2 separate regions of the Homo sapiens genome follow, and region 1 is linked to region 2. Evidence: read pairs that join two places in POLR2A ChIA-PET (ENCODE). Cell type or tissue: PC-9. All regions are shown on one strand. Each heading gives the region's core, and the rest is flanking DNA. Links, peaks and the distances in the headings are about the cores only.

Region 1 (16,523 bases), core at 6,988-9,487, 72 kb after region 2:
GTGTGTTGTTTAATTTCCACACATTTGTACATTTTGTACATTTGTGGGTTTTTTTACAGTTATCCATATGAACGACTTTTTTTTTTTTTTTTTTTTTTTTTTTGAGACAGGGTCTTGCTCTGTCGCCCAGGCTGGAGTGCAGTGGCAAGATCTCAGCTCACTGCAACCTCTGCCTCCCAGGATCAAGTGATCCTCCTGCCTTAGCCTCTTGAGTATAGGCATATACTATAGGGACTATAGGCATGCACCACCACACCCAGCTAAGTTTTGTATTTTTGGTAGAGACAGGGTTTCACCATGTTGCCCAGGCTGGTTTTAAACTCCTGGGCTCAAGCAATCCTCCTGCCTCGGCCTCCCAAAGTACTGGGATTACAGGTATGAGCCACCATGCCTGGCTGAAAACATTCTTTGTGTGATATCAATGTTATTGAATTTGCTAAAACTTGTTCTGTGGCCTAATTTGTAGTCTCTCCTGGAGAATGTTCCACGTGCATGCAAGAAGAATTTATATTCTGCTGTTGTTGGATGGAGTGTTCTGCTTATATCTGTTATGTTCAATTGGTCTATAGTGTTGTTCGAGTCCTCTTACTGATGTTATTGATGTTATTTGGTTGTTCTACTCATTATTGATGTTATTTGGTTGTTCTATTCATTATGAAAGTGACCTTTCTCCTTTTAATTCTGCCAAGTTTTGCTTCATATGTTTAGGAGCTCTGATGTTTGGTACATAAATATTTGTCAGTTATATCTTCTTAGTGAATTGACCATTTTATCATTACATAATGTCCTTCTTTGCCTCTTGTAACAGTCTTTGATTTAAAGTCTATTTGGTCTGATATTAGTATAGCCACTGTTGCTCTATTTTGATTATCATTTGCATAGAATACCTTTTTTCATCCTTTCACCCTCAATCTCTGCATGTCCTTAGATCTAAAGTGAGTCTCCTGTAGAAAGGAAACAGTTGGATCCTATTTTTAAAAACTGATGTAATCAATTTCTGTTTCTTGATTGGGGAATTTAATCCATTTACAGTTAAAGTAATTACCTATAGGGAAGGACTTACTATTGCCATTTTGTTCATTGTTTTGTGTATGTCCTATAGCTTTTTTCTTCCTCATTTCCTCTGTTATTGTCTTCCTTTATATTTCATTTTTTTTTGGTAGCAATGTGATTGGATTTACTTCTCATTTTCTTTTGTGTATATTCTATAGCTTTTTGTGGTTACTATTCTAGTTATGTAAGACATCTCAAAATGATAGCCTTCTACTTTAAATTGATAACAGCTTAACTTCATTGCAGACAAAATTCTGCTCCTTTGCAGCTCTACTCTCCCCAGATATTACTGATGTCATACACTACTTCTTTATACATTGTATACTCATTAACACAGATCTATTTTTAAAATATTTCTGTCATTAATATTTTATGCACAAAAATTATAACAGTATAGGTTTCTATATTTGGCTATGTACTACCCTTACCAGAGAACCTTCTATTTTCATATGGCTTTGTGTTGCTCTCTACTGTCCTTTCATTTCAACTTGAAGGACTCCCTTTAGTATTTCTTATAGAGAAGGTCTAGTAGTAATAAATTCCCTCAGCTTTTGTTTATTTCAAAGTCTTAATTTCTTCGTAATTTTGGAAGAACAGTTTGCCAGATACAGTATTCTTGGTTGACTATTTTTTTCCTTTCATCACTTTGAATATATCATGCCACTCCCTTCTAACCTGTAGTTTCTGCTGAGAAATCTACTGATAATCTTATGGAAGTTTCCTTTTATGTGACAAATTGCGTTTCTCATGCTTTCAAGTTACTCTCTTTGTCTTTGACTTTAGAGTTTGATTACAATGTGTTTTGGTGTGATTCTTTTTGGATTTATTCTGGTTAGGGTTCTGAATTGAGCTCTTGAGTCTGTATGTTCTTCTTTTTCCTCAGATTTAGGAAGTTTTCAGCCATTATTTGTTCATATAAGCTCTCTGTCCCTTTCTCTCATTCTTTTTCTGAGATTTTAATAATACATATATTAGGCTACTTGATAGTGTTTTGTAAATCCCTTGGGCTGTCTTCACTTTTCTTCATTTTTTTTCTTCTTGCTCCTCTGACTCAGTGACTTTACATGATCTGTCTCTGAGTTTGCTGACTATTTCTTTTGCCTGATCAAGTCTGCTGTTGGATCCTTCTACTATTTTTTGTACCGTTATTATATTTTTCAGCTACAGAATTTGTTTGGTTCTTTTTTTATAATTTCTATCTCCTTGTTGATATTCTCATTTTGTTCGTGCATCATTTCCCTGATTTTATTTAGTTGCCTATCAGTGTTCACTCGGCCCAGTGTTTGTTATCTTTTAGATAGCATCTTTATGATAGTGTTTGTTATCCTTTTGGTAGCATCTTTATGATAGTTATTTTAAATTCCTTTTCAGGCAACTAGTAGATCATATTTCTTCAGAATTGATTTCTGGAGTTTTATTTGATCCTTTGTGCCAAATTTCTCTGTTTCTTTGGATGTCTTAAAATGTTTTGCTAGAACTTGGCCATTTGAAGACCTTTCCTAGTCTTTGGCTTCATACAGGGAAAGACCTTCACCAATCAACCCTGCTGGAGGATCTAGGACCTCTCAAACCTTTTCTGATCTCTTACTCCTTCTGGTGTCTGCCTGTGGAACTGCGACTCTAACCTGCTACTCACCTCTGTTTTTAGTGGCTTCCAAATGCTTGACCTGGTCCTGTCAGCACTGATTTCTGTTAGGTGAGACAGAAACTAATCCCTTGGGCAGCCCCCAGATAAGCCAGAACATTCAATGCATGGCTCATTCTTCTGTTTCCATCCCTGAGGGTGGAGCCTTGGAGTAAGGGGTTTCTCCAAAGTTGCTCAGGTTTATGCCACGTAGAGGAAAGGACACAGATGGGCATGCCAGATGTTGCAAAATTGTCTATCCATTTTGCCAGAATCTCTTCTTGGTTTTACAATGACCTGGGTGCTGTAGCTTTTCAACCTGTCTCTAGAGTTCATTCTGACCTGTATATTGTTAACTCAGTGTCCCTGTGGGGAAAGGAGGGCCTGTATCTTCCTATTCCACCATCTTGCTGACAACACTCCCTCCCGCTAAAGTCTTTCCATCTATTCCCTTTGGATTTGAGTACCTGAATGGTATAATGTGGTTCCTTTGGTGTCCTAATGTTGAAACTAGGATGTCATCAAGGTTTGATGTGTGAAAGGGGCATTTCAGACCCAGCAATAGAGACCTCTTTCTGAACAGATGGCTATTTCCATGTTCCTCAAATCACTCTCTTGACTACCACACATGTTTGAATTGTGTGGGATAGCTCTGGTTGCCCTGTGAAAACTGTGGAATATGCGTTCATAATCATGGAGCTCCTGCATATGGCCAGATTTCCTTTCCCTTCTCTTTTACCCAAGATGTTTTCAGATCTGCAGAATTGCATCTGAACTCCTGCAGATTCTGCTAGTGCTCCAACAGTCTGTCACCAGCCAAGCTAATCATCCATTATTTATTCCCTGTTCTTGCATTCTGCCCCAGCCCTCCCATAGGTAGAGATGCTGAGACTTTGTTGGTAAACTCAGGACTAGAGTGTGGGCCAAGGAGGAAGGTATTTGGGCACAAGGGTGGGTAGGACAGAAAGAAAAAACTAGGATGAACATACAGCTTCATTTCCTCTTAACTCTCTTACATGAACCAGATAATCTTACACTAGGAATGTAAAATACCTGACTTGTCAAAACCAGAAACTCAGGGCTCTCTAAACTCCTCTAGTAAATAAAAGTTTAGGCTCACTGGTGGGGATTAAAGAGGCTGTTTAAGGATAATATTAAGAGAACCATAAAAGTACATATTATACCACAGACAGAATTTATTAACAGTTTCCCTTCTTTCTTTACCTCTTTCTTGTTTTTCTTCTTCGAGTCTTTTTTTTTTTTTTTTTTGAGATGGAGTCTTGCCCTGTCGCCTAGGCTAGAGTGCAGTGGTGCAATCTCGGCTCACTGCAACCTCTGCCTCCCGGGTTCAAGCAATTCTCCTGCCTCAGCCTCCTGAGTAGCTGGGATTACAGGTGTGTGCCACCACACCCAGCTAATTTTTGTATTTTTAGTAGAGACAGGGGGTTTCACCATGTTGGTCAGGCTGGTCTCAAACTCCTGACCTCGTGATCTGCCCCTCTAGGCCTCCCAAAGTGCTGGGATTACAGGCGTGAGCCACTGACCGGCCCAAGTCTTTCTTTACTTTGTATTTGCCAGCAACTAAGTTGCGTCTTAGTTGATAGATACATTCTATCTTCATTAAGTACTTTTCTGTGCTAAGAAGTAAAGAGACTGCATTGTTTTAAGTTGGCTGTTACTTAAGTTTTAAAGTGAATTCCCTCTCTTCTTCTACATACTAAGTTGGCTCTGATAATGCTACTACTTTGTAATATGGGTTCATAATCATGGAGCTCCTGAATATGGCCAGATTTCCTTTCCATTCCTATTACAAAGTAGGAATGCTACTACTTTATAGCATTATCAGAGCCAACTTAGTATGTGGAAAAAGAGAGGGAAGGTCTAAAGAAAAATTCAGAATCAGAATTGTTAGATCTGAATTGTGGGGCTGAAGAGCAGTTCAAAGTTGTTGTGGGAATTGGGGCCTATCAGACAGTTAGAGGGAAAGTACAAAAAAAGAGGCCAAGTGTTCATTTTCTAGTCTAACCCATTAGCTTAGAGACTTTGGGGAGTACCATGCTCAGGATTTATTTAAAATATTTTTTTAAAAATTATGGTTACTTCCTTTACCAATCCTCTTTCAGTTAAAAAAAAAAGCCAGAGAAAGGTGAAATATTTTTCTTTTTTTTTTGTCCCAATATATCTGGGGTTTGGAATTCTTCCTGAGCACTAACAAGGAAATCTAGCCAGGCTTATGCTTCTGTGAGCCAAAAGAAGAGCCAATAGAATACTGCTTGGTGAAGCAGAGGCTGCCATTGGCAAAGGAGGCTTCTGCTGTATGGAAAGGTGCTAGATTTTTCCAGAATCTAGCTAGGGAGTGTGGGGTGACTCAGCCCTTTTCCTGTACCTTTAGGGTTGAAAAATAAACCTTTCTGCCTCATTTTGGTCCTGAGCCAACCTGTGATGGTTCACCTGCCCCTTCCTTCTCAGCTACTTCCAATGATTAGGCCAAAGAACTTGTTAAACCAAGTTGAATATAAAGTTTCTAAACTTAAATATCCTAATATTATAAAGTCAATATATAATTCAAAGCCATAATTTTAGCAGTATATCTTATGTGAAATGAAGTGTGATAAGCCACCTTGGTACAGGAACACATCACGGAATCTTTGTATAGATGGCCGGGGGTGAGTAAGAGAAGAGGGTCCTTAGAGGTCACCTAGGCCAAAGTGTGGTAAGTACAGTGAAGTCTCTGAAGTTAGACTTTTCATATTCAAATCCTGGTTCTACCACTTGTCACTTGTGTGCATTGAGCAGGTGACAACTTCTCTAGGCTTGAGGTTCCTTGTCTTAAAAATGGGGACAATTGGCCGGGTGCAGTGGCTCATGCCTGTAATCCTAGCACTTTGGGAGGCCAAGGTTGGCAGATTGCTTGAGCTCAGGAGTTTGAGGCCAGCCTGGGCAACATGATGAATCCCCATCTCTACAAAAAATGCAAAAAAATTAGCCAGGCATGGTGGCTTGTGCCTGTAGTCCCAGCTATTTAAGAGGGCTGATGCAGGAGGATGAGTTGAGCCTGGGAGGTTGAGGCTGCAGTAATCCATGTTTGTGCCATTGCACTCCAGCCTGGGTGACAAAGTGAGACCCTGTTTCAAAAAATACAATACAATACAATACAATACAATACAATACAATACAATACAATACAGTACAATACAATACAATACAATACAATACAATACAATACAATAAAACTGTTGGGAGGATTAAATGCTAAAATCCTTGTCAAGTGTTTTCATTGAATTTCTAGGGCATAGTAAATACTTCACACAAGTTAGTTATTGTTGAGGTAAGTATTGTCACTGACACAAGTAAAAGATTAAAAAAAAAGGAGCCAAGATAACATTGTTGTTAGAGTATCGGCTCTGTGACCTTGGGAACACTATTTAACCTCTCTAAGCTCCAGTATCCTCTCAAAGCATTGTTGTTAGGCTTACATGAGAGAATATTGTCTCTATTTAGTTTAATATCAGCCTAACATCAGTGGTTACTATCTAGTCAAAACTGAGACATAGAGAGATTTACTGCCAAACTAGAAAAACACTGTAGTGTTCCCTAAAAATGGAAGTAGGGGCAGGGGGATGTAGAGGAGGTGGTGTTGAAGGAATCCCACTGAAGTTTTGTGGTCAACCTAACTTACGTTTAGGCAAGGGCTTGCCACCATGCTAGTCTGGGCTGGGCTCTTCTTCCCTGCAAGAATGCCTAATTTTTTTGCAGTGATGAATTAGCATTAGAGAAGGGAGTTCATGGGACTATTTATGTGTCTGTGGCAGCTGCAAAGAAAAGAGAGGTTTGGGCATTACCCTAGTTCAAACACTTAAAAAGCCAGCTGCTGTTGTTTCTTAAAAACAAGGTAACCTTCATTACCACTCTCTCTAAGTCACTTTTTTCAAATATAGCCCAGTGTAGCGATTACAGTGAGGACTCAGTGATATAGTGAGCTGCGTGGAATGAAAAGCATCTAGAAGAGCTTGGCAGATAGGACTTGCTTCGTAATAAACACCAGGTTTTGGGAAGTCTTCATTTAGCAAGAAAGGCTAGGATATCAGAAAAGTATTTTAACTCAAGCCCACAGCAAGACAATAAAAAATGTCTATACAGCCGATTTCCTTTCATATTATTGACTCAACCACCACAGTGTTCCACTATCTCCTCAGTGGCTGCTAGGACTCCTAAGTTTATATATGGGATTCATGGATTTTTCTTAGTTATATTTGTCCAGTTGACATCTTCACTTGGAGGATCCACTGGCACTTCAAACACAACACACCTAAAACTAAATGCAACTATTCTACCCTCTTTTCCAAATTGCTCTTTCAACTGTTTTGTATCTCAGTAAATCACCCAATTGCCAAGCTAGATATTTTGAATTCTTTTCCTCCTCACCCCATGTTTTTTGCCAATTCCTATCCATTCTACCTCCTAAATATCTATCATTTTAGTTCATTTCTTTTTACTGTTACTGTTACTTACTTAGCATAGGTCATCATCTTTTCAGGCTTAGATTATGATAACACATTTCTAAATTGAAATCTTGCCTCCTTGTCACTTGCCTCCTTAAAATCTTTCTTTAGTGTCCCACTGCTCTCAATTCCTTGGCATAGTTTACAATGATCTTACTTCTGATTTCTGCGACAATCTACTCTCATCCAGTCTTCTCATATATTCGATGTTCCAGCTATTCCGAACATTTTCCATTTTCTTCTTCTCTCTTGCCTCTTGGCTTTGGTTCATGCTCTTCCCTCTGCTTGCATTTTCTTACCTCTCCTTTTCATTTGGCTAACTTCTACTAGTCTTTCATTGTTTCTGCTTAAACATCCCTTCCTCTAGGAAGCCTTCCCTTTTCTCCCGTATGTGTTTAGTACCCTCTCCTCATGCTCTCAGACTACTCTGCTTCCTCCCTCATAGCTCTGATTACAATACGGTTTATCAGTGTTTTTGTCTGTATCCCTCGCTAGACTGAAATGTTGAGACTATGTCTATCTTGGTCACTGCTATTTCTCCATCACCCAGCACAGTGATTGGCACATTATAAATATTTTTTGAGGTTATATCATAACTATTTTGTGAATGAATGAATAAATAATAACACAAAAATATCCTTTTATATTGCAGGGCTTTTAAGGTTAAATAAGCCACACTTAGTAATGTTAACATGTAATCAGAAATGGAAAGATTCTGAAGTTCTCTCTTGACCTGCATTCCCTGCAAGTTCATCATTGGGAATTATCATCCCATCACATGCTCCGGTGCATGTAACCTATAGACAAGAGGGAGTGAGCCAAGTGCGTGATGCATGAGTCTTGGGTTATAACAACAGCTTGAGATGTCAAAAGTTTTCATTTTATACAGATTCAAGAACCTACAAAGTCACTGAGATTCTCATGAGAAAACTTAGAAATGACATTTGACCCACTATTTTGCATTGAATCACCAAGAACTATTTACTGAATGTGTCACAGTATGTGTTGCACCATATTCCCAATATCAGACAAAAATCCTGGCCTTTGAGCTTTTATTCACACACAAACACACACATACACACATACCTTTTATTTTATTAAAAAATTTAAATTTATTGTTTTAATCGATATATTGTTATTGTACACTTTTATGAGGTTTATTTTGATGTTTCAATACCTATTTATGTTATAGAATGATCCAATTAGAGTAGTTAATGTATCCATCACCTTATATATTTATCATTTCTTTGTGGTGAGATCATTCAGAAGCCTCTCTTCTAGCTATTTTATAATATACGATATTTTACTTTTAACCATATTCACCCTACTGTGCAGTAGATGACTAGAATTTATTCCTCCTATCTAATCGTAACTTTATACCTATTGACCAACCTCTCTTATCCTCCCTTCCTCATTTCTCTCCCCAGTATGTGGTAACCACTGTTCTGCTGTTTCTATGATACCAATTTTTTTTTTTTTTTTTTTTTTTTAGATTTCACATATGAACCATGCAATATTTCTCTTTCTGTGTCTGGCTTATTTCACTTAACATGATGTCCTCCAGGTTCATCTATGTCATCACAGATGACAAGATTTCATGCTTTTTTATGGCTGAATAATATTCCATTGTGTCTATATACCGCATTGTCTTTTTCTTTTTCTTTTTTTTTTTTTTTTTGTTTTTGAGATGGATTCTTGCTCTGTCACCCAGGCTGGAGTGCAGTGGCACCATCTTGGCTCACTGCAACCTCCGCCTCATGGGTTCAAGCCATTCTCTGCCACAGCCTCCCGAGTAGCTGGGATTACAAGCACCCACCACCACGCCCGGCTAATTTTTTTTTTTTCTTTTTTGTATTTTTAGCAGAGACGGGGTTTCACCATGTTGGCCAGGCTGGTCTTGAACTCCTGACCTTGTGATCCACCCGCCTCAGCCTCCCAAAGTGCTGGGATTACAGGTGTTAGCCACTGCGCCCGGCCTTCACATTTTCTTTATCCATTCATTTGTTATTGGACATTTAGGTTAATTCTATATCTTGTTGAATTCGGCTGTGAATCCATCTGGTCCTGGATGGAGATTTTTTGTTAGAATTTAAAATTACTGATTCAATGTCATTACTCATTATTGGTCTGTTCAGGGTTTCTATTTCTTCCTGGTTCAATCTTGGAGGGTTGTATGTTTCCAGGAATGTATCAATTTCCTCTAGGTTTTCTAGTTTGTGTACATAAAGGTGTTCATAGTACTCTACGAGGATCTTTTTTATCTCTGCGATATCAGTTGTAATACCACTTTTCACATTTTTGGTTGCATTTATTTGAATCTTCTCTTGTTTTTTCTTGTTTAACTAGAAGTCTATCAATTTTGCTTATCGTTTCAAAACACTAGCTTTTTGTTTTGTTTATCTTTTGTGTCATATTATTGGTCTTGATCTCATTTAGTTCCTTTCTCATCTTTGTTTTCTTCCACTAGCTTTGAATTGTTCTTGTTTTTCTACTTCCTTGAGGTGTGACATTAGGTTATTAATTTGAGATCTTTCTATCTTTTGATGTAAACATTAAATGCTATAAACTTTCCACTTAACACTGCTTTTCCTCTATCCCAGAGGTTTTGGTATATTGTATCTTTATTTTTATTTCTTTTGAAGATTTTTTAAAATTTCTGCCTCAGTTTAATTGTTTACCCAAAAGTCATTCAGGAGCAAGTGGTTTAGCTTCCAAGTTTGTGTAGTTTTGAAAGTTCCTCTTGCTATTGATTTCTAATTTTATTCCACTATGATCTAAGAAGATACTTGATATGATTTAGTTTTTTTTTAATTTATTGATACTTGCTTTGTAGCCAAACATATAGTCAATTTGGGAAAATATTCTGTGTAGAGATGAGAAGAACGCAAATTCTATGGTTGTTGGATAGGATGTTCTTTAGATGTCTATTAGGTCCATTTGGTCTAGAGTCCAGTTGAAATCCAGAGTTTCTTCATTGATTTTCAGCCTCAGTGATCTGTCTAGTGCTGTCAGTAGGATGTTGAAGTCCTCCACTATTATTGATATTCTGTTGAAGCCGCACAAAATGGATTAAGATACCCCCAGTATCCAAACATAGGGAAATGCTTGCAAAACTTTGAATATGTCGGGATGCTTTATGCTCACATATTTCTTTTCCTCTTCCTTTCTCCTTTCTTGTTCTCTCTCAAATGTCATCTTGTATGTGAAACCATTGCTGAAAACCCCACCTCGTTGCCCTCATTATTTTCTAGGTAGAATATTTTAATGCCTAGAGTATAGTAATTGTATAATAATAAATATTCACAATGATTAATTTTCGAACAAATAAACAAATGGGTATGCCCCTCATTCACTGGTAGGGAAATTTTTGGCAGGAGCAGTGGCTCAAGCCTGTAATCCCAGCACTTTGGAAGGCCAAGGTAGGAGAATTCCTTGAGTCCAGGAGTTTGAGACCAGCCTGGCAACATAGTGAGAATCCATCTCTACAGTTTTTTTTTTAAAGTTAGCCTGGAATGATGGTGCATGCCTGTAGTCCCAGCTACTCAGGAGGCTGAAGTGGGAGGATTGCTTGAGCCTGGGAGGTTGTGGCTGCTGTGAGCCATGATTGTGCCACTGTACTGTAACCTAGGTGACAAAGTGAGACACTATCTCAGAAAAAAAAAAAAAAAGGAAAAGTTGTTTGTTTGTTTCTAAGGCTACACCCCTGTCTAGGAGAGCTTGTTCCTTCCTAATGGGTTTCAATTACCACCTCTACACAACTAACTTCTAAAGAAGTTCCAGTTCTATATCTCTTATTGCTTGACAGATATTCTGGTGGGAGAAATAAACCAGAAGCAGGGATAGTAATCAGGAGTCTATTACAATAACCTAAGTGAGAGGTAGTAAGAATGAAAACTGGGGACACGGCCAGGCGTGGTGGCTCACGCCTGTAATCCCAGCACTTTGGGAGGCTGAGGCGGGCGGATCACGAGGTCAGGAGATCAAGATCATCCTGGCTAACACAGTGAAACCCCGCTCTACTAAAAATACAAAAAATTAGCTGAGTGTGGTGGTGGGTGCTTGTAGTCCCAGCTACTCGGGAGGCTGAGTCAGGAGAATGGCGTGAACCTGGGAGGTGGAGCTTGCAGTGAGCCGAGATCGGGCCATTGCACTCTAGCCTGGGAAACAGAGCGAGACTCCGTCTCAAAAAAAGAAAAAAGAAAAGAAAAGAAAATTGGGGACAGGTTTAAGAGATATCTGAGCTATGAGTTGCCTCCAAGGCAGACGGTGGAGACTCTTGCCAGCACTCTGAAATTACACAGTATGTGCTGCTGCCTACTTTTCCTGTGGTGAAGACTGACACAGTGAATGCTGACAGGACTGAGGAAGGTCAAATATTTTCAGAGCCCCATTCTTTTTTCCTTTATTTTTCTTTTCAAAGTCTGACGGGTAGGGAATCAGCAGAGTTAGGAAATGAAAAAGAAAATTTCAGTTTCTCTTTTCTGTACCCAAGCCCTGGGTCTGATGTTTGGTCTTTGCTTCCCAGATATATAAAATCAAAATAGCCAGTGCCCCTAGAAATTGCCTGACATTAAGCCAAAGCATTCCCTTATGCTTTTTATTCACAATGTATGGCTTTTGGCAGATTGGCATGCAGGACACCTGAATCCACCTCCATTTATTATCAGATATGGATATTCTTGGAGTGTGGGTCCAGGACTCAGTCCCATGTGTGATCTTTCAGGCCCTCCACAGGCAATTACAAGGTGATGCATGGCAGGCCTCATAGGAGAAGCTGCTCTCCCCACATCTGACTTGTTGTACCACCAGTGCCTTGTAGTTTTCTGGAGGGAGTTGCAGTTGAGGACCTAGGCCCCTTTGAGCTGCAATGCTAGTATGCATAACTGCATTCCCAGCTCAGGCACCTCCATTCAGAAGCCTCTTGACTGGGGCCTCTCTTGAGACACTTCCCAGGCACCTTTGCTGAGACCTTGTTATTGTGGGCCTTGGCTGAGACAGTTTTATCCACTTTGACTCCAGACCTTTTCACTCCTAGTCCTTCTCCCACTTTCTTTCCATGGCCCTATAAGTCCATAAAAAGCAGGAATCTTTTGTTTGGGGCTCCTTGGTAATGAAATGATTTTCCTTACCTGTGCTTCCATTTGACTATTGCCTGGCACTGTTCTATTGGGAAAAAACACTAGGGAGCCAATGCCTTTCTCTTTTGACTCTTGCCTGCACTGTCACAACAAATGAATTGATTGTTATTTTCAGTTTGGCTTGTTGTCTTATTTGGTCACCTCAACACATGGTAGCTTGGCACACATCTGTTTGGTTTCCCTGTCTTTTAAGTAGGAATAAGAATATTTCATTTTAACCCTCTTCTTTTTTTTTTTTGAGATGGAGTCTCGCTCTGCTGCCCAGGCTGGAGTGCAGTGGCGCGATCTTGGCTCACTGCAAGCTCCGCCTCCCGGGATTTTAACCCTCTTCTATTATGGTCTCCATGCTCTTTGAAATGAGAACTTTAACTATTATTATTATTATTACTTTGAGACAGTGTGTTACTTTGTCACACAAGCTGGAGTGCAGTGGCGCAATCACAGCTCACTGCAGCCTTGACTTCCCCAGGCTCAGGTGATCCTCCCACCAGACTCTGGAGTAGCTAGGGCTACAGGTGCGTGCCACCATGCCCAGCTAATTTTCTCATATATATATATACACGCACACACACACACACACACACACACACACACACATATATATACACTATATATACACACACACATATACACATATACATATATATACATATATATGTGTGTATATATACACATACACATATATACATATATATGTGTATATATATACACACACACACATATATACATATATATGTGTATATATATATACACACACACATATATACACACACACACACACGTATATATATATATATTTGTGGAGATGGGGTTTTGCCACGTTGCCCAGGCTGGTCTCCAACTCCTGGGCTCAAGCTATCTGCCCACCTCGGTTTCCCACAGTGCTGGGATCACAGGCATGAGTCACCACACCCAGCTGAGAACTTTTATTGAATATACCATATATTCTACTTTATCTTTTCATTTTAGTGAGATTCAAATATTTCAAGAAAAGGAGAACAAAGAATTCAGATGTACATTAGACTACGTTTGATTGTATAATAAAACCTCTAAAATGAGACAAATATTTTTCTTGGCTCACAGAATAATGTGACTAATTTTAGCCAGATGGAGTATGATTATGAATTAGCTACATGTAAACGAGATTTGAGACACTAAGCAATGACCCACTTTATAACTTTAAATTATACAGATGAGAGTCTTTGCCCCATGGTGGTTTAATTATTTTCTTGGAAGATATTACACATCTTCATTCAGAAACTTAATGAATTTTACAATTACTCTTTCCTCCGAAGTCACAAGTGATGATGCCCCATCTGGATTGGTAAAGAACTCACAGCAAGAAAAATCACTGATGTGGAAAAACTCAGGACAGCATTCTTTTGCTGACCACTTACCACTTTTGCACGTACCCAGCAGCCCACTGAAGTGCTTGTACCTGTGTGCCTGGGGAAGGTGGGGAGAATATTTCTTCTTTTACCCCTCCAAGGTCTGTATCTTTATTACTTTGATAGTTCCTGCCTTAGTTTAGTTCACCATCACCTCTCGTCTGGATTATTAGGAACTATTCTTAATATACATCCAATCCACCCTCCACACTGACATCTGAGTTCTCATTCTCCAAATGCAAGCCTTCATTGACTAGCCAGTGCCTTCAGGATCAAGTCAAAATTCCTAAATGCAGAGGAGCCCTAACAAACTAGACCCAAGTGTCCCTTCCAGTCTCATCTTCCAGCACCATCACATTGTATGCACAAGGCACCGTGTATTTGCTCCTCTTGGAAGAAAATCCCTCCCACTTCTGTGACTCTTTACCAGCTCCCTGCTCTCCTCCAGCCAGAGAAAAGCACCCTTTCCCTTTCCTCTACCAGGAAAATCATACTCAACTTTCAATACCTAGTTCAAATTTCAGTTGCTGTGTTCAATATGTTAGAGGCAGAACAGGAAAATGGGAAAGAGTAAGGATTCTGGACACTTGTGCTCCTCCATTGATCACATTTGTAAGATTGAGTGACTTGTTTAACTTCCTTAAGCTTCTGTTTTCTTATATGTAAGTTGGAGATTTAACAGTAACTACCACATCAGGTTATTGGGAGGATTAAATGTGACAATATTTCTAAAGCACTTAGGACTGTGCCTGGCATATCAGAAGTACTTAACATGTAAACATTAACTATTATTCTAGTTTTGCTGACATTTTCTCAACCCAGTTATATTTTGGCTTAACTGACTTTAAGAAACTTAATTTAATTAATTTATTTATTTTTGAGACAGGGTCTCATTATGTTGCCCGGGCTGGGGTGCAGTGGCTATTCACAGGCACCGTCCCACGACTGATCAGCATGGGAGTTTTGACAGAGGTTTCCAACCTGGGCCAGTTCACTCCTCCTCAGGCAACCTGATTGTCCCCTGCTCACAGGGGGTCACCATATTGATGCCAGACTTAGTGCAGACATCCAGTGGGCTTCAGGCACTACAGCCTAGAACTCCTGGACTCAAGCAATCCTCCCCTCAGTCTCCCAAGTAACTGAGACTACTAGCATGCACCACTACACCCAATTAAAACGGCTTTTATACCTAGAATTATATTAGCTTGGGTGAATTGAATAACCAAGGTAACTGCATTACCCACTCTAGTTCATTTATTCCTTAATATTTACCACAGCTGCATCTCATGGAGTGTGGTTTGAACAAGTTATATTGAACTGCCATGTGGCCGTGACCCTTGTAAGTATAACTCTATCAAGAACTATTAATCTGGGCTCCAGCTTTTGTATTTTGGGAATTCTGAGAGTCTGGTCAGGTATTTCTAGTGCTTTGCTTTAATAATAAGCAATATGAACATCACCAAATAATTTAAAGATTCTACCTGTTCCATGAAAGGGCAAAGCAACTCCTAAATGCCAAAGGAGATGAAAAACCAAAGAAGGAGGTAAACAAATCCACTTTGTTGGTTTTGGGTAATTTATTATGGGGAATTTACAGGCACAAGTGTGGTTTTGGGCATACGCAAGATAGGTAGATCTCCGTACCTCAAGCCCCCAGACCCAGGGCTTATATCTTGAGAAGAAAGCATACATGCTCTGGAAGGAATGTGTAGCCAGTTTTGGGCATCACAGCCCGTGATTTCTGTGATAACAAGCGTTGTTTTGGAGGAAACCTTCAATAAGTAGATGTTTCTACATAAGGAGTAATACATCAGCTAGCCATTTTGGAGGCATTCCCCACCTCCTGGTTAATTAGAAATTGCATGGCAGATTCGCTTTTAAAATAAAGTAACTCTTGTCCCCATAATACCTTTGTAAAATCTTTCCACCTATGTTTGCTATGCCTGTAGGGAGACAAATACTTTTATTGAATTTGTACATACAAGGCTTATTTTCATTACCACTTTGAACTTATTCAATCTAATTTCACATCTGATTTATTTCCATTTCAACTATACCTCAAAGTCAAATTTATTTTCATTCTATATTAAAATATACAATGATCACTATGATTTCCAATCTTGTTTTTGAGATCTGACAAATTCTTATGTGTAAATATAGTTTTCTGGTAAGGGGAGTAATAGATTTGCAACAAAAATTATGAATTACTTGTTTTATCTTTGAGTGTATATACGTATACCTGTATGTCTTATTTATCTAAAATACAAACTTAAGCATGTTAAGAATAGAAGCCTTTCCCATTATTCCACACCTCCGTGGGGGCTTTAGAACTGACTGATATTCTGTAAACTGATAACATCTATTACATCACTTTTCACTTTGTATTACAATATTGGATTATATGGCCATTCTGTACCCACCCACAACTGAGAGCTGAATGCATAAATAAATGAAGACTGCAAATTGTTTGTTTGAGTGATTTGTCCATGAATCAGACAAATATTTTCAGGTTTGTACATAGGATTTTTTTAAAGCCCTGAATGTTAACACATACACAATATGGTTTTACATTGTTTACATGGGTTTACTGTATATCCAAAAATTATATACATTGGTACTCTTCATTTGCTTATAACTTGAAGATAACTTATAGCACAAACTGGAGAAAAGAAAAGACACTGTATTATAAAATCTATTATTTTCAACCTTTTTTTCCCTGCTGCTAAGGTTTATTTGGCTGATAGTGAATATTTAAAATCTTCTTATATTTTTTATTTTTATTTTTATTTTTTGGTTTTTGAGACAGAGTCTTCCTCTT
Region 2 (16,523 bases), core at 5,039-7,538:
TTGTATTTTTTGTAGAGACGGGGTTTCACCACGTTGGGCAGGATGGTCTTGATCTCCTGACCTTGTGATCCGCCCATCTCGGCCTCCCAAAGTGCTGGGATTACAGGTGTAAGCCACCTCACCCGGCCTTCTTCTTTCTTGATTGGCCTCAGGGTGCCTATGACCAGACACTGATGTTCCAGTCCCACCTTTATGAAGAGGCTAACAGGGAGGACAAATATCTCTGTATCCAAATCCATATTTCTGGGAAAATGATACTGACTGGCCCCACTAGAATCAGGTTTCTACATTGGCCCAATCAGTCAGGGCTGGCCTGAGGAGTGGAGGGTGGTGTTGCTGGGTACCAACAGGCCAGCAAGGGCCCATCTTTTTGGGTAGGTGAAAGTTCTCAGAGAAGAGAAAATCACCCAATTAGGTGTTCAATGCAGTCTCTGAGCCTCAATTTTCTCTTGTGAAAAATGGGGATAATATTACATGTCTCATAAGAATTGAATAAAATATTCTATGTAAAATGCTTAGCATAGTGGCTGATACATAGTAAGGGCTGCCAGTTGAACAATTGCTCTTTATTCAAGATAAACCTCACTGGAGTTGGTAGGAAGATCCCTGAGGTAGTGTGGGCTTGGGAGGGGAAGGGTAGCACAGAAGGCACAGGCTGGAGCGATGAGAGTGTGAGGAATGCATCTCCATTCATTTGTCCACTGGGGGAAACAGGGTTGTAAACCATCGGAGGTGTGGACACGCAAATGTTGTTCCTTCAGGAGGCCTGACTCCTAATTCCCAGCTGGAGAACAGGCCAGTGCTACCATGTCATGGGTTTAAGCACCCAAACCATCCGTTCATTTATTCTTTCATTTAACAGATATTAATTGAATACCTACTATGTGCCAACCTACTAGTTGCTGGAGATATAGCATATTTGCATTCTAGTAGGAGAGAAAGACAGTAAATAAAGATAAACAAGTAAAATATATGTTACTGGCAAGTGCTAAGGAGAAGGCATAAAGTGGGAAGAGGTATGTGACATGTCAGCCAGGTAAGTGAATGTTAACATTTTAAATGGGGTAGCCAGGGAGAGCCTTACTAAGAAGGTATCTTTTGATTAAAGACCTTGAAAGAAGTGATGGAGCTAGTCATGTTGTCTGGGGGGTGGGGGTTAGGGTGGGGAAAGATAATTTCAGGTAATGGGAACAGCCAGTGCAAAGGCCCTGAGGTGGGAGCCTGCTTGGCACCATTAAGGAATCACAGAGAGGCCAGTTATCGCTGAAGCAGATGGAGAGAGCAGGTCAGAGTATTATAGGACCCAATGATGTTGGACCCTGTAGTTCATAGTAAAGTACTTTAGCTTTTACCATGAGTGAGGGGGAAGCCATTGGAGGATTTTAAGCAGAGGAGTGACATGATCTGAATCAGGTTTAACAGGATCGCTCTGGAATAGAGTGCAGGGGTCAAGAACAGAAGTAGTGAATCCAGTTAGAGGGTAATGCTAGGGGAGCTAGAGTTATGTCTTGGAGTGGGGTGGTAGTAGGAGTGGTAGAAGTAATCAGATTCCAGATATATTTTGAAGTTAGAACTGACAGAATTTGCTCAACTACTGCTTTGGCCTGCTAGCAGTGACATCAATTCCAATTCCAGGCCCCCAAGGTGTAAGTTGGTACACAATCCTTCTTCCTGCCACCCGGTCCTTCCAAAACATGTGTGTCAAACACTCTCAGAGGTCACCCCCATTTCCATGGAGACCTGAGGTTTAGAGGACTCCCTGGGGTCACAGCCATGGCTACTGGAGTCAGGAAGCTCTGAAGCTCTCAAGAAGCATGAGGGATTTTGATGGTGGCTGCAGCTGTCTTTCAATTTAGTGACCTGACGGTGGTCTCCGAAAGTCACATCTTCTTTCCCTTTTTAGTTTTGGGGTGCCTATTTAGGGGTCCCAGGATTGAGTTGCCAACCCAGGAACAAGTTGCCAACCTAAAAGGGCATGGAAGAACCAAGAACCATTAAGAAGTACTGAACTTGGAGTCTCCAAAAAATCGGTTTGTGTCCCAGCCCTGTCACCATGGGCCTTAGTCTCTTTAAAGGGGGTCCAATTAGATGAGCTTCTTTCAAGCTCTAAAGGTCTGTGAAATTTGGGCAAGAAAAATGTCTTGTTGGCCAGGTGTGGTGGCTCACGCCTGAAATCCCAGCACTTTGGGAGGCCGAGGTGGGCAGATCACCTGAGGTCAGGAGTTCGAGACCAGCCTGGCCAACATGGTGAAACCCCGTCTCTACTAAAAATACAAAAACTATGGCCGGGCGCAGTGGCTCATGCCTGTAATCCCAGCACTTTGGGAGGCCGAGGCAGGCAGATCACCTGAAGTCAGGAGTTCAAGACCAGCCTGGCCAACATGGCAAAACCTCATCTTTACTAAAAATACAAAAATTAGCCAGGCGTGATGGTACATGCCTGTAATCCCAGCTACTTGGGAGGCTGAGGCAGGAGAATCACTTGAACCTGGGAAGAGTAGGTTGCAGGGAGCCAAGATCGTGCCATTGCACTCCAGCCTGGGCAATAGAGGGAGATTCCATCTCAAAAAAAAAAAAAAGTTTTGTTATCGGAGATATTTACATCTGTGGACTTTGGCTCCATCAGAGTCCTCATTTTTTCAAATGGAGCCTCCTATACATCAAGAGAGATAGGTGAATTGCATTTTTCTAAAATGGCATGATGACAGAGAGGATGCCTTCCAGCTAGACTAGCAGGCCTGGGCTAGGAAAGCTCATCACGCTTCCGTCAACAGGCCTCACTTCTGAGCTGGAGATGCTCATCTCGGAGGCCAAGGAGTGAGTCAACAGAATGAGGAGCGCGGGAAGGCGACACCAGCAGTTTCGTTTCCTTGTTCCTAGTTGCCTTTACTCTCATGTTTCTTGTGAGTTGCCTTTTCAGAAAACAAACGAAACTTCGTGATTAGCCCCAGGGCTGTATGCACGACAGAGGCACTGGGAGAGTTCTTGGGAAGGGAGCCTGTCTGTATTTTTGGTGCCACCAGGTCATTCTCCTTTCACGAGCTCTTTTGGGGCATCTGTCTGATGGGGGGAGCTGTAGAGAATTTGAGCTCTCCTAGCTTTGGACAAAGGGAATCCCTCTTTTGTGACAACACAGGGCCTGCCAGCCATCTTGAAACCAGCTTGGGAGTTGCTCCTTCAAGCTAATGACGTGAATGCCCCAATGCTCCCTTTGATGCTCCCGAACTGGTCATCATGGCCCTTAAGACTGAAAACTAAAAAAAAAAAGTCCTAAGCCCCTCAACCATATGAACAGATCCCCTCTTGGCCAAGGGAACCCTAGAGAAACCTTAAAAACTGAGTTCCCAGCCAGGATGGGATGGGAGGTCAGACACGCCTCCTTGTACGCCCTCCCTTTTGCAGTTTAGACACTGACCAACACTAATGTTAAAATAGAGACCATGGCCGGGCGTGGTGGCTCATGCCTGTAATCCCAGCACTTTGGGAGGCCGAGGCGGGCGGATCATGAGGTCAGGAGATCGAGACCAGCCTGGCTAACACGATGAAACCCTGTCTCTACTAAAAAATACAAAAGAATTAGCCGGGCATGGTGGTGGGCACCTGTAGTCCCAGCTACTTGGGAGGCTGAGGCAGGAGAATGGTGTGAACCCGGGGGGCGGAGCTTGCAGTGAGCTGAGATCGCACCACTGCCCTCCAGCCTGGGCAACAGAGTGAGACTCCATCTCAAAAAAAAAAAAAAAAAAAGAAAAAAAACAAGAGACCATAAGACTGATAGAACAGATCCATTGTGGTAATAAGATATCAAGTTACAGGCCAGGTACAGTGGCTTACGTCTATAAGCCCAGCACTTTGGGAGGCTGAGGTGGGTGGATCACCTAAGGTCAGGAGTTTGAGACCAGCCTGGCCAACATGGTGAAACCCCGTCTCTACTAAAAATACAAAATTAGCCAGGCGTGGTGGCACGCACCTGTAATTCCAGCTACTCGGGAGGCTGAGGCAGGGGAATTGCTTGAACCCAGGAGGCAGAGAGGTTGCAGTGAGTCAAGATTGTGCCATTGCACTCTAGCCTGGGTGACAGAGTGAGACTCAATCGCAAAAAAAAAAAAAAAAAAAAAAAAAATAGATACCACGTTATAAACAGGACCTAAGGCCATGCCAGGCAAGATTAAGTCATTCACCCCTACATTTAAAGAATAAACTATATCCCAACTGCCACAAGGGTTTTCTTCTCTAGTAATCAAGCACTGGCCTCTGGATAAGCAATATTGAAACAATTGTAGCTTGTCCACTGCCAGATGCTAATGGACCGACCTGTTCCACAAGCCAAAACTACAGCTTTGATTGAACAAGAGGCTGATTTCAGTAACTTTCTCCTGATAAGTGCCCACTCACCATGGACTGGTTCTGGCATTTACAGAGCCTGTGCACTTGTGTGACATCGTGTCCCTGCTTCAACTTTTGGACATATAGGGCTTAATTGCAGTGCATTTAAATGGTAAGTCTCCACCCCAAAATGAACATGGGACACATGTAAAATGCATGTTCAGTATGCATGCATCAGGACCCCCTTCATGAATATTTATAGTTCCTCCCATTACTTGTTGAATATATACACTCAGCCAAATTTACCCTTCAGCATAAATTTCTGTTCCAACTTCTTCTCCCTTGAAGGCCTGCTAACAGTCTCTGCCAAAGGCTACTTTCCAGCTTGTCAGGTTGGCCACCCTGCAGGCTGTAAACCTGTACCAGAAATAAAGCCTCTTCTCCAGACTTAGAGATCTCATGATTGTAAACCTGACAAGACCATATTTCCTGAATGGCCCCCGAATGAGTGATGCGGGCTTGCTGATGATGCTGTTTGGGTGTCTTGGAGGAAGATTCTTATACCATATAGTTGTTTTTTTTCCCAATTGAGACTTGGTGAACAAACTATGTCAGAATTACAGCTCACTTAGGGATTTTGCTTTATGATGCAAAAGCTGGGATGCTTAGACAATAATGAGATGGGTGAAATGCAAAATGAGAGCAGTGGAGGCTGAGGAAAGGAGAGGTTTTCATTAGGGCGACTTTAGGGCATAGGTCTGCCCTTGTCTTAAGCTTTGTGCAGGAGTAGGTGAAGCCGAAATGGCTCTAGCTATTCAACTTATTTTCTTTGCCCTTAATTTTTACTGAAACTCTTTTCTTTTTTGTGACACAGGGGCTCACTCTGTTGCCAAGGCTGGAGTGCAGTGGTGCAATCACAGCTCACTGTAGCGTCAACATCCCAGGCTCAAGCAATCCTCCCACCTCAGCCTCCTGAGTAGCTGGGACTACCAGCATATACCACCATGGCCAGCTATTTTTTTTAATTTTTAGTAGAGATGGGGTTTCACCATGTTTCCCAGCCTGATCTTGAATCCCTGGGCTCGAGTGATCCTTCCACCTTGCCCTCCAAAAATGCTGGGATTACAGACATGAGCTACTGCTCTGGGCCTATTGTAAACTCTTTCCCCTGGCTGTTCACTGTTGAGACCTCAGTGGGTTATGAACACTATTATATGCCTATCACCAAGGATGCAAAAATGAGTAAGACACATGGTCTTACTGGGCCTAATAGCATGTGCCTGTAATCTCAGCTGCTTGGGAGGCTGAGGCAGGAGGATTGCTTGAGCTCAGGAGTTCAAGACCAGCCTGTGCAACATAGTGAGACCCCATCTCCAAAAAAAAGAAGACACATGGTCCCTGCCCTTGAACTTTTGTCTAATGTGACAGACAAACATGTAAACTAATAATTAGATGCTCAACCCTTGGCTGAAGAGCCAGAGATTACCTTTTAAAAATTCAAGTTGGTTGTTCTTAGAATAAGCTAATTCTTATTCAGGTCACTGCCCAAATATTTTGTGGATGAACCTTTCTTTTATATTTTTAGCAAGATGCTATACTGGTTAAAAGACTTCACTTAAACACTTACCATACTCTTATCCCACATTTGCCTAGGTAAAAGCTCAAAATTTCCCCTCTGAACACCCATACTAACACCCCCATCTTGCTCTTTGTTCTTTTGAGTAGGCCCTTACCAGTCAAACGGTTTTGGTTCCCACCTCAAGATCATGGGATGTCTCAGTAGATGATAAAGAACTATTTGCTCCAGCTCCTATTATTGGCCTATACCTATGATCACAGCTTCCCAGTGCATCCCAGGTTCCTCTTCCTTAGTCTTCTACATTCCATTCTGTTCTGGTCTGGTCTACACTATTCTTTTTTTGAGACAGGGTCTCACTTTGTCGCCCAGGCCGAGCACAGCTCACTATAGCCTCGACCTCCCGGGCTTAAGCAATCCTTCTCTCAGCCATCCGAGTAGCTGGAACTACAGGCATGCACCACACCCAGCTAATTAAAAAAAAATGTTTTCTGGCTGGGCGCGGTGGCTCATGCCTGTAATCCCAGCACTTTGGGAGGCTGAGGCAGGTGGATCATCTGAGGTCGGGAGTTCGAGACCAGCCTGACCAACATGGAGAAACCCTGTCTCTACTAAAAATACAAAATTAGCTGGGCGTGGTGGTGCATGTCTGTAATCCCAGCTACTCAGGAAGGCTGAGGCAGGACAATTGCTTGAACCTGGGAGGCAGAGGTTGCAGTGAGCCGAGATTGTGCCATTGCACTCCAGCCTGGGCAACAAGAGCGAAACTCCGTCCCAAAAAAAAAAAAAATACTCCTAACTCACCCTCCCAAAGTGTTGGGGTTACAGGCATGAGCCACTGTGCCTGGCTGGCACTATTCCTATTTTTTTTTTTAGATGAGGGTCTCACTATGTTGCCCAGACTGGTCTTAAACACCCGAGCTCAAGCAATCTACTTGCCTTATCCTTCCAAGTAACTAGGATTACAGGCACATGGCTGTCACACCAGTGAGACCATGTGTCTTCCCCACTTTTGCATCCTTGATGACAGGCATATGATAGTGTTCATAACCCACTGATCTCTCACCAGTTAGTAGCCAGAGGAAAGAGTTTACAATACAGGCCAAGGGCAAGGAAAAGAAGTGCACCTTGAATGCTCTTTTTTTTTGAGATGGAGTTTTACTCTTATTGCCCAGGCTGGAGTGCAATGGCACAATCTCGGCTCACTGCAACCTCCGCCTCCCGGGTTCAAGCGATTCTCCTGCCTCAGCCTCCCAAAGTATTGGGATTACAGGCATGTGCCACCACGCCCAGCTAATTTTGTATTTTAAGTAGTGACAGGGTTTCTCCATGTTGGTCAGGCTGGTCTTGAACTCCTGACCTCAGGTGATCCGCCCGCTTCAGCCTCCCAAAGTGCTGGGATTACAGGCGTGAGCCACTGCACCCAGCCATTGAATGCTCTTCTATTCAGAGGTGCAAAGCCATCAGCCAATTTTAGACCCCTTGAGCTGCCTGAAATTTAATGAGAAGCTGATTTTGTTACCGTCTTCTTGCTTGTTTGCTCTTAGAAGAGCATCCATAACTTCCCATAACTCAGACAAGTCAAGGGGTTGAAAAGTGAGGCAAGAAAACTGAGCTGCACAGAGACAATGGGTAGAGCTGCCAGGTTATGAACTAGGCCAACATGTGACCTTCCCAGCAAAGCTCAAGATTCTGGTTCCCATTCCTGATAGGGCTCCAGAGGTCAGAGGCCAGACCCCAATCATTATGCAGCAATTCCAGACGGAGAAACTGTTTGGGGGCCTGAATAGCCAAATGTGCCAGTGGGAGGGTAAAGGAAGCACCTCCACCTTATTCTCTTAAAACAAGCACCTTTTGGTTGGAAATCATAGCTTTTCTTTTGTTTAAGTGGTAACTGGTAGAATTTTTATATTTACTTTTAGATTAACTATTTAAAGGAAAAATCAACTCATATGGTCAGGGGAGGAGAGAAGACACATATTATGGTTTTTAAAATCCAACTGTCTTTTCTTAGAGTTGGATAAAAGGCAGGAAGGGAGGCCAGAGGTTTTGCAGGGAAATCCCTTAAATATGCCTCTTTTCTTTTCTTTGCTTCATCAGCAAACATTTATTATGATATGCATATTACAATATGCAAGAATAGGTCCTTCTGCCTGAAATATCCTTCCTTCTTCTCCTCCTTTCCTTTACAGCTTGGGCCTAATCAACAACCATTTATTCTTCAGACCTCAGCTCCCTGAGACTTTTCTCCCTTGAATAGTGATAAGGCTTAAAATGCAAACTGCCCCCAAAACCTCAAGTGTGTGGAGGTATTATTAATCATTTGTAGATTTTTTGCTGAAGGCACTTTTGATGTGGAAGGGAGGAAGGGTAGAGAACAGGGGCTTGAAGTGAGTGGGAGGCGGGGGCTGTAAGGTGGTCCCATAGAGGGTAGCAGGGAGGTTTAGGAACGGGAGGCTGGGGATCTCACAGATTAATTTGGCCAACTTCTCAAGTTCTGAGGATGCTTGAAATTTAAATCAGATTTTTATCCTGGACATTCAGAACCTGATGTGGTTTTATTCCAGGTGAAGGAGAGATTAAAGTAGTCAGAGTGGGTTAGTACCAGATACAATTTAGGCTGAGAAGAGGATGTGCAAGCCCTTGACATCCTGGGGAGAATGGAGTGCTCACCATCTTGGGAAACAGTTTCCAACATCACAGTGGGCCAAGAATGTGGGCTTCAGAGTTGGACAGCCTGGGTTCACACCTTGGTATTTCCACTTATTAGTTGTAAGACTCTGGGCAATTTATTTGATCCCTCTGAGTCTCAAATCTCTCATCAGTAATATAGAGGTTAGAATAATAAGTACCTCATAAAGTGACATTTACAAACCCAATAAGGATAGCAAAAAACAGTTCTGGCACACAGTAGTCAACAGATGTTTTCTATTATAGGATTGGGTTATTCTGTAGGGAGGAAAATGGGGAATGAAATGGTAGGGTTGGGGGGATGGATTATAAGGGACGGATTAGGGTTGTGCAAAGAAGGACTTAGAGTTTAGTCGGGGGTAGGTGGTTGGAGGCAAAAGTGGTGTGTGGAGCCCTTACCTTGGTCCTCAAGATTTTTGGAATGGTGACATGCCAAAAGCCTTAGCGACACTTAAGAATACTGTGGTTTATTTATAAACAATATGTGGCTAGATAAAGGAATGGTCAGAAGGAGTATCTGGATACAGGGCTGGGGATTAGCTGACTCTGCAGGCTGTTGGCCTGTGCTCAGGAGTCAGGCCACTCTATCCCCTCCTGCTTAGTGTGGTCCACAGACCAGCTGCATAGCACCACCTGGGATCTTGTTAGGCAGAGCCTTGGGCTCTGCTCCAGTCCTGCTGAATCAGAATCTGCATTATAACAAGATTCCCGGGTGATTCATGCATATATTTAAGCTTGGGGGAGATGTGTGAGCTGCTGAGATTTAAAAACTCTTTACACCAGGACAGAATGCCATCAAGTGATGCTAAGAACCTGATTACATTCTAATTGTAAACTAACTTTATACTTTAGTGGGCTCATTCTTGAATAAAATCTTTGTATATGGACCAATAGCAGGAGGAAACCATATTACCAATGTGCCTTTGACGTATTTAACCTTCTTGACCCTGACTCACGTGGGTACGCGCACATGCATGCATGTACACACACGCACGCACACACACACACTATAACATCAGCACTATTCAGCATGAATTTTGATTACCAGACATAATTCTTGTATTAGTGATTCACTAGACATTCTCTAATGCATAATTTCTATTAATAGTCTTATTAAAAATTCCCCTATTGCCACTTACCAGGGGAGGCAGGAAATCAATTCAAACAACCTTCAGCAGTCCTGAAGGGAAACTTTTAGGTCTCTGTGCAGAGAATCCAATCCCAGAAGGACTGAGAGCCAGGTTAAAGAGTCGCCTGCTGTGTCCAGCATGGTTCCTTGAATACACCATTGCTCTGTGCCTCAGTTTCTCTTCTCCAAATGAGCCACATGATTGACAAAGAGGGTTTTAGCTTATTGAATAGACTCTCCCTTTCCTCTTTTGTTTTACTCTCCCTTTTTCTGGGTCCTAAAGAGACCCCAGGTTCTTTTAACTAGATGCTGGTGTCAACCTGAGAAGGTGTAGATTTAGACTCAGGCTAAGACAGTGAGGCTTAGAGGCTCAAAAAGTAGTTTGGTTACAGGGAGTGAAAGGGGAATAGAAGAAGCTAAAGGATTTAGTCCTTCTGCAAGCTCAATGCCAGCTCGGATGATACTTGAGAGTCCTAAATTATCTCATGCTCAAAGGTTTACAGTTCAGTCCACTGTGGATGAGGTATAAGTACCTTGCTTACACTGAATTACATGCCAAATGGGCCACTGGAATGCCTTTTTAATTTCTTCATTTCCTTATCATAGATGTTTCCATAAAATGAAGTCTACCAAGAACCTGTAACCATGCCTGATAGTCGGATACCCTGTCCCCATTGTTCTCACCTCCATCCCTTCGTGTTTTCTCAAGCCCCTTTACATGGACCAGGAAGGATCAATTCCATATGGAGTTACCTAGGATATCCTACCATGTATTTATGAATATTAGGACTGTAAAAGACTTTACAGTTCAGTAACTCCCAAATATCAGTTTATGAACCAGTACTGGAGTTCTAGCTTCTAAATAAAATAGTTTCCTAGACCCCATCACATATATTTTTTAAAATGCTGGCTGGCTGATTCTGACACTCTGACAGATTTCTGACTCACCTTTGCCCATTTATAGGTGAGTATAAGGCCTGCCACAAGCTCAAATCCCACAGCCAGGGATGGCAGATCCAGGTTCACACTTCCTCAGGTGTGGGTCAGGTGCCTACCTGCATTTCTAAGCCCACGTGTGTGTCAAAGAAGCAGAAGCCCTATAATGCTGAATCAAAAATAATCAAAAAGTAAAAATGTAAGGAACATTTCGATAAGGTGGCCTTGACTTTACCAGAGTTCTCCCCTGAAGGAAGGGAAGATCGATGTGTTTCAAACGTCCCTCCCTGACCCCTGCCCCCAGCCTGTACTCTGCCTGTCCCCGAAGCCTCACTGCTCCGAGGTTGGGGGAGTGAGGGAATGGACTATGTCTCTCCATGATTGCACAATTTCAGTTACTTCTAAATCTAGAAATATCATCTGCCTTATAGGCTGCCAGACTCCACTTAGGACTTATCAAAACAAACAAAGCAAAGCAAAACATAAAACCAGACCAAACAACAGCTTTCACTCAAGACTCCTCAGATGACCTTGGAAACCTTTGAGGCCCTCTCTTGTAGGTGACTGACCCAGCCCTCGGTTCTTCCCTTTGGGAGCTCTTTTCCTCCCTCCACATTGGTAATTTCTATGCAAGTGACTCTCAGACCTTCTTCTGAGCCGTTCCCCTTCCCTAGCACACATCCCACCAGGATGTCCTGTCATCACCTCCCTCTTCACTGCATCCTAACAGAACACAGCCCTCTCCATCCACATGTGTTGTCTCCAGGTGCCCCCATTTGGCTGGCGCTTTCACAATGCTTCTCATTTCCTAAGCTTGAAAATTGAAGGGAGGTTTCTAGTTAAGTACCCTGGACTCTATCATTGGTTTTGTCTTACGTTGGATAAAGGACAGAAGGAATTATTAAGTCTGTAGGTGGCATAAAGTTAGGGAAATTAGCAGATATGGTTGGCAGAACCAAGATCAAAATGTTCACAAGAAGCTATGAGGAAATATGGAAAGCAATATGATTATGTTTAATAAGAATGAAATTGTATTGCATTAAGATAAAAAAGTTACAATACTGTATTTTTCCACTTACATGAATGTCAGAAACAATTTTTATTTTTGTAAAATGAATCTATAGGGCTAGAAATCAGAATAGTGGTTGCCTCTAGGAGTTTGAAGAGGAGATTGACTAGAAAGGGACATGAGAGAAGTTTCTAGGGTGATGATGATGTCCTATATTGTGATTGGTGTATTGTTGCAGGAGTGTATTCACTTATTAACTAATGCTTGAGATCTGTGCATTTTATGGCACATAATTATAACTCAGTAATACAATACATGAAATTTCTTTGGAGTAAATATTGTTTTATTATTATTTTATATTGCATTATTCTTTAAAAAGTCATGGTATAAGTAAGAGATGGGGCCACAAGCATGCTACATTCCAACTGTGGAATGATTGGATAAAAAGGCAAGGCATTTTGCAATCCAGAGGTAGGGAAATGATGATGGTTCCCTGTTTTCTGTGCTGGCCAGTATAGTTCTGTGTGCTGTATCTAAAGAGGGACACTAGGCCAGGTGCAGTGGCTCATGCCTGTAATCCCAGAATTTTGGGAGGCCCAAGCAGGAGGCCTGTTTGAGCCTAGGAGTTTGAGATCAGCCTGGGCAATACAGTGAGACTCCCATCTCTACAAAAAAAAAATATAATAATTAGCTGGGTGTGGTGGCATGTGCCTGTGGTCCCAGCTACTTAGGAAGCTGAGGTGTGGGAATCCTTTGAGCCCAGGAGTTTGAGGCTGCAATGAGCCATAATTGTGCCACTGCACTCCAGCCTGAGCAACCTCGTCACAAAAAAACAAAGGACACTAATAGACTGAAAAACAAAGCTCAGAGCTGAAAAACCTGTTAGGAGAGGAGTTGAAGGAACTGAGAACATATAGACTGGAAACTAGGAGATTATGAAGACAGCTCAGATGACTGACTGTCCTTAAATATTTGGAAAAATGTTATATAGAGGAGAAGACTGTCTTTCCCTGGGCAGGGCCAAGGCAATTGTGGATAAAAGCTACTGAAAGACAGATTCAGCCTGACATAAGAAGGTCCATTCTATAAGGCAAAACGAACTAAATATGGAATGTGCTGTCTTTGACATAGGACTCCCTGGAAGTGTTCGGGCTGTGGCTAGAGAGCCAACTGTTGAGGACATCATAAGATTCTAATGTGAAGACCTATGGTTTCCTGAGAATCTGCTATGTGCCAGGCACTCTGCTAAAAGCCAGAGACAATCAACACCATAAGACATGGCAAAATAAATGAACAAATAAATAAAATAAAAGCCAGAGACAAAAATTAATGATATGATTATTATTCCCCAATAATTACCTAATATCAAATAATGCTTACTTCGTACCAGACACCATCCAAAGCAGTTTACATACATTATGACATTCCATTCTCAAAATAGTTATGAGGGAATGGTACTATTACATTCCTATTTTCATAAATGACACACACCACTCATACATGTTGAAGTCTGAAGTTGAACCTGACAAAGGGTGTGTGCACCAGCACGGGGACAGAAGTGGAGGCTCACCTCACAGACCGTGGAGGCTTCTTCCCCGCTAGGACTCTATCTCATGCAGACTGCAATCTTGACTCTGTATTGATTCAGCGGCAGCGCCTACAGAAAGGTCTGGGAGTGGGCGCACTGGACATTGCATGAAGGAGTTGGATTAAAAGAACCAGTTGGCCCCACCAATCTGGTAACTGTTTGGTCTTCATAGGATCTTCCTGAAGGCTGTACAACTTTGGTGTCCCATATGATAGCCACTAGCCACATGTGACTGTTGAGCAATTGCAATGTGGCTAGTCCAAATGGAGATGTGCTGGAAGTAGAAATTACACATTGGGTTATGAAAAAAAAAAGTAAAATGTATCATTTGTAGTTTTTATATTAAGGATATGCTGAAATGGTAATATTCTAGGTATATTGGGTTGAATAAAATATATTATTTAAATAGTTTTATTAAGACATAATGCACCATTTAAGATGTACACTCCCTTATGCTTTTAGCATATTTACAGAGTTATGCATCCATCACCACAATCAAGTTTAGAACATTTTCATGACCTCAAGAAGGAACCTCGCACCCTTAGCTACCACTTCCCAGTCCTCTCATCTCCCTGACCCCTTCTGCTAGGCAACCACTAAGCTGCTTTCTGTCTCTATGGATTTGTCTACTCTGGAGATTTCATGTGAATGGAATCATAAAATACGTGATACTTTGTGCCTGGTTTCTTTCACTTAGAATAATGTTTTAAAAGTTCATCCATGTTGTAGCATGTATCAGTACTTCATTCCTTTTTATTGTGTATAATATTCTGTTGTGTGGATATATACCAAGTTTTATTTATTCATTCATTGTCAACGTTGATGGGCATTTTGTTTTTTTTCTCTTCGACTTTGATGAATAATGCTGCTGTGAACATATATATATATAGGTTTTTGGGCGGGCACATGTATTCAGTTCTTTTGGGTATAGACTCAGGAGTGGAATTGCTGGGTCATAGGGTCACTCTATGATTAACCATGTGAGGAACTGCCAGACTCTTCCACAGTAGCTGCATCATGTTGTGTTACCACCAGCAGTGTATGAGAGTTTCAGTTTCTCTACATCCTCACCAGTACTTGTTACCTGTCTTATTCATGACAGCTATCCTAATGGTTGTGAAGTGGTCCTGCATTGTGGTTTTGATTTGTATTTCTCTAATGGCTAATGATGTGGATGATCTGTTATTGGGTTTATTGGCCATTTGCATATCTTCTTTGGAGAAATGTCCCTCAGATCCTTTTCCCATTTAAAAATTGGATTGTCTTTTTTATTATTGAGTTGTAATAGTCCTTTATATATTCTGGACACAACTTCCTTATCAGATGTGGGATTACACACATTTTCTCTCATTCTGTGGGTGGCCATTTCATGATGGTGTCCTTTGAAGCACAAATATTTTTAGTTTTAATAGATAAAAGGTCTAGTTTTTCTACTTTTTCTTTTGTAGCTTGTGCTTTTAGTGTCATATCTAAGAAACCATCAACTAATCCAAGGTCATGAAGATTTATACCTATGCTTTCATCTAAAAATTCTATAATTTTAGCTCTTACATTTAGGTCTTTGATCCATTTTGAGTAAATTTTTATATATAGAGGTGGGGTCTAACTTCATTCTTTGGCATGCGGCTATCCAGTTGTCCCAGCACCATTTGTTGAAAATACTCCTTTTTCTCCATTGAACTATCTTGGTACCCCTGTAGAAAATCAATTTACCATAAATACTAGGGTTTATTTCTGGGTTCTCATTTCTAGTCCATTGATCTACTTATTGTCTGTCTTTGTGCCAGTACCACACTATCTTGATTACTGTAGCTTTGTCATAAGTTTTGAAATCAGGGAGAGTGGGTCCTCCTACTTTGTTCTTTTTCCATATTATTTTGGCTATTTTGAGTCTCTTGAATTTCCATATGAAGTTTAGGATCAGTTTATCATTTTCTGCAATTACATCAGTTGGAATTTTATAGAGACTATGTTGAATCTGTAGGTCAGTTTGAGGAGTATTGCTATCTTAACAATTAAATCTTCCAATTCATAAACATAGGATATCTTTCCATTTAATTTAGGTTCCTTTAATTTCATCCAACAATCTTTTGCAGTCTTCAGAGTGATAGTTTTGCACTTATTTTGCTATTTATTTCTGAGGTTTTTTTGTTTGGTTGGTTTCTGAGAGACAGAGTCTTGCCCTGTTGCCCAGGCTGGAGTGCAGTGGCGCTATCTCGGCTCACAGCAACCTCCACCTCCTGGGTTCAGCTTCCCAAGTAGCTGGGACTACAGGAATGTGCCACCATGCCCAGATAATTTTTGTATTTTTTAGTAGAGACAGGGTTTGGGTTTCATTATATGTTGGTCAGGATGGTCTTAAACTCCTGACCTCAGGTGATCCACCCACCTCAGTCTCCCAAAGTGCTGGTATTACAGGCATGAGCCACCGCGCCTGGCCTATTCCTGAGTATTTTATTCTTTTTAAAATTTTATGTTAAAGAGACAGGGTCTCGCTCTGTCACCCAGGCCAGAGTACAGTGATGTGATCATAGCTCACCATAGCCCTGAACTCCTAGGCTTAAGGGATGTTCCTGCCTCAGCTTCCCAAGTAGCTAGGGCGTCAGGAATGCACCACCATGCCTGGCTTATTCTTGAATATTTTATTCTTTTGGTTTGTTTCCATAGTTTTATTTTCACATAGAATGTATTATTGAAAGAAATTTTCTGTATTTCTTTTTACTTTTTAAAATGTGACTATTAGAAAATTTAAAATTATATAAGTGGTTCACACCACATTTCTAACGGGCAGCACTGCACTAGAATAAAAAGGCTGAGATTAGAGAAAACAAAGGAACATAAAATAATGGGATATATTCAAGGTACTCATGACATTATGCCCCTGGAGCTACATGTGTGAGCTAAACTTGGTCTAGAATTTTCCCTATTATAGAAATCACAAATGTTGAAGGGTTCTGACTGCACTCAGAGAAAACACACCTAGCCGCTTGTTCCTATTCTACGTGGAGAGGCTTTAATCAGATGTAACCTGCAGGGTCTTCTGTGATTTCTCTACCGTTTGGGCTTCCAAAGGTAGTAAAAGTGACATTGCTTGAGCCCAGGCATGAAAAAACAGAAAAAAAGTAAGAAGACAGCTCACGTGATGTTTCTCTCAAGTCTTTTCACATTATATCCAGGAAAAGGAGTTCTAGTGTATCGTCATAGGCACCAGTCTGAAGCTTACTTATCTCATTGCTCCTGCCCCACCCAGTTGGCTCCCCTCAAGAAATTC

Evidence for each region. Peaks named below come from ENCODE experiments on the same cell type or tissue, not always from the same donor. Only the 100,000 strongest peaks of a DNase experiment are listed, where the experiment ranks them.
Region 1: POLR2A ChIA-PET joins it to region 2 with 9 read pairs; 6 of 35 experiments call an interaction of 5 or more read pairs at or near these places.

The regions. Positions count from the first base shown.
Region 1 is chr14:70,608,440-70,624,962 of GRCh38, reverse strand. It overlaps TTC9-DT (TTC9 divergent transcript), which reads left to right. Exons shown (of 3, transcript NR_110071.1): 3 at 13,613-16,165. It also overlaps the pseudogene RN7SL77P. Among named protein-coding and RNA genes, the nearest start is that of MED6, 16 kb to the right of the region's middle. RefSeq lists an enhancer at 2,622-2,741. In PC-9, for the core only: no CTCF peak of the experiment used is centred there; a DNase peak (open chromatin) is centred at 8,132; H3K27ac peaks cover 1,130 bases.
Region 2 is chr14:70,678,712-70,695,234 of GRCh38, reverse strand. No RefSeq gene overlaps it. Among named protein-coding and RNA genes, the nearest start is that of LINC01269, 12 kb to the left of the region's middle. In PC-9, for the core only: no CTCF peak of the experiment used is centred there; no DNase peak of the experiment used is centred there.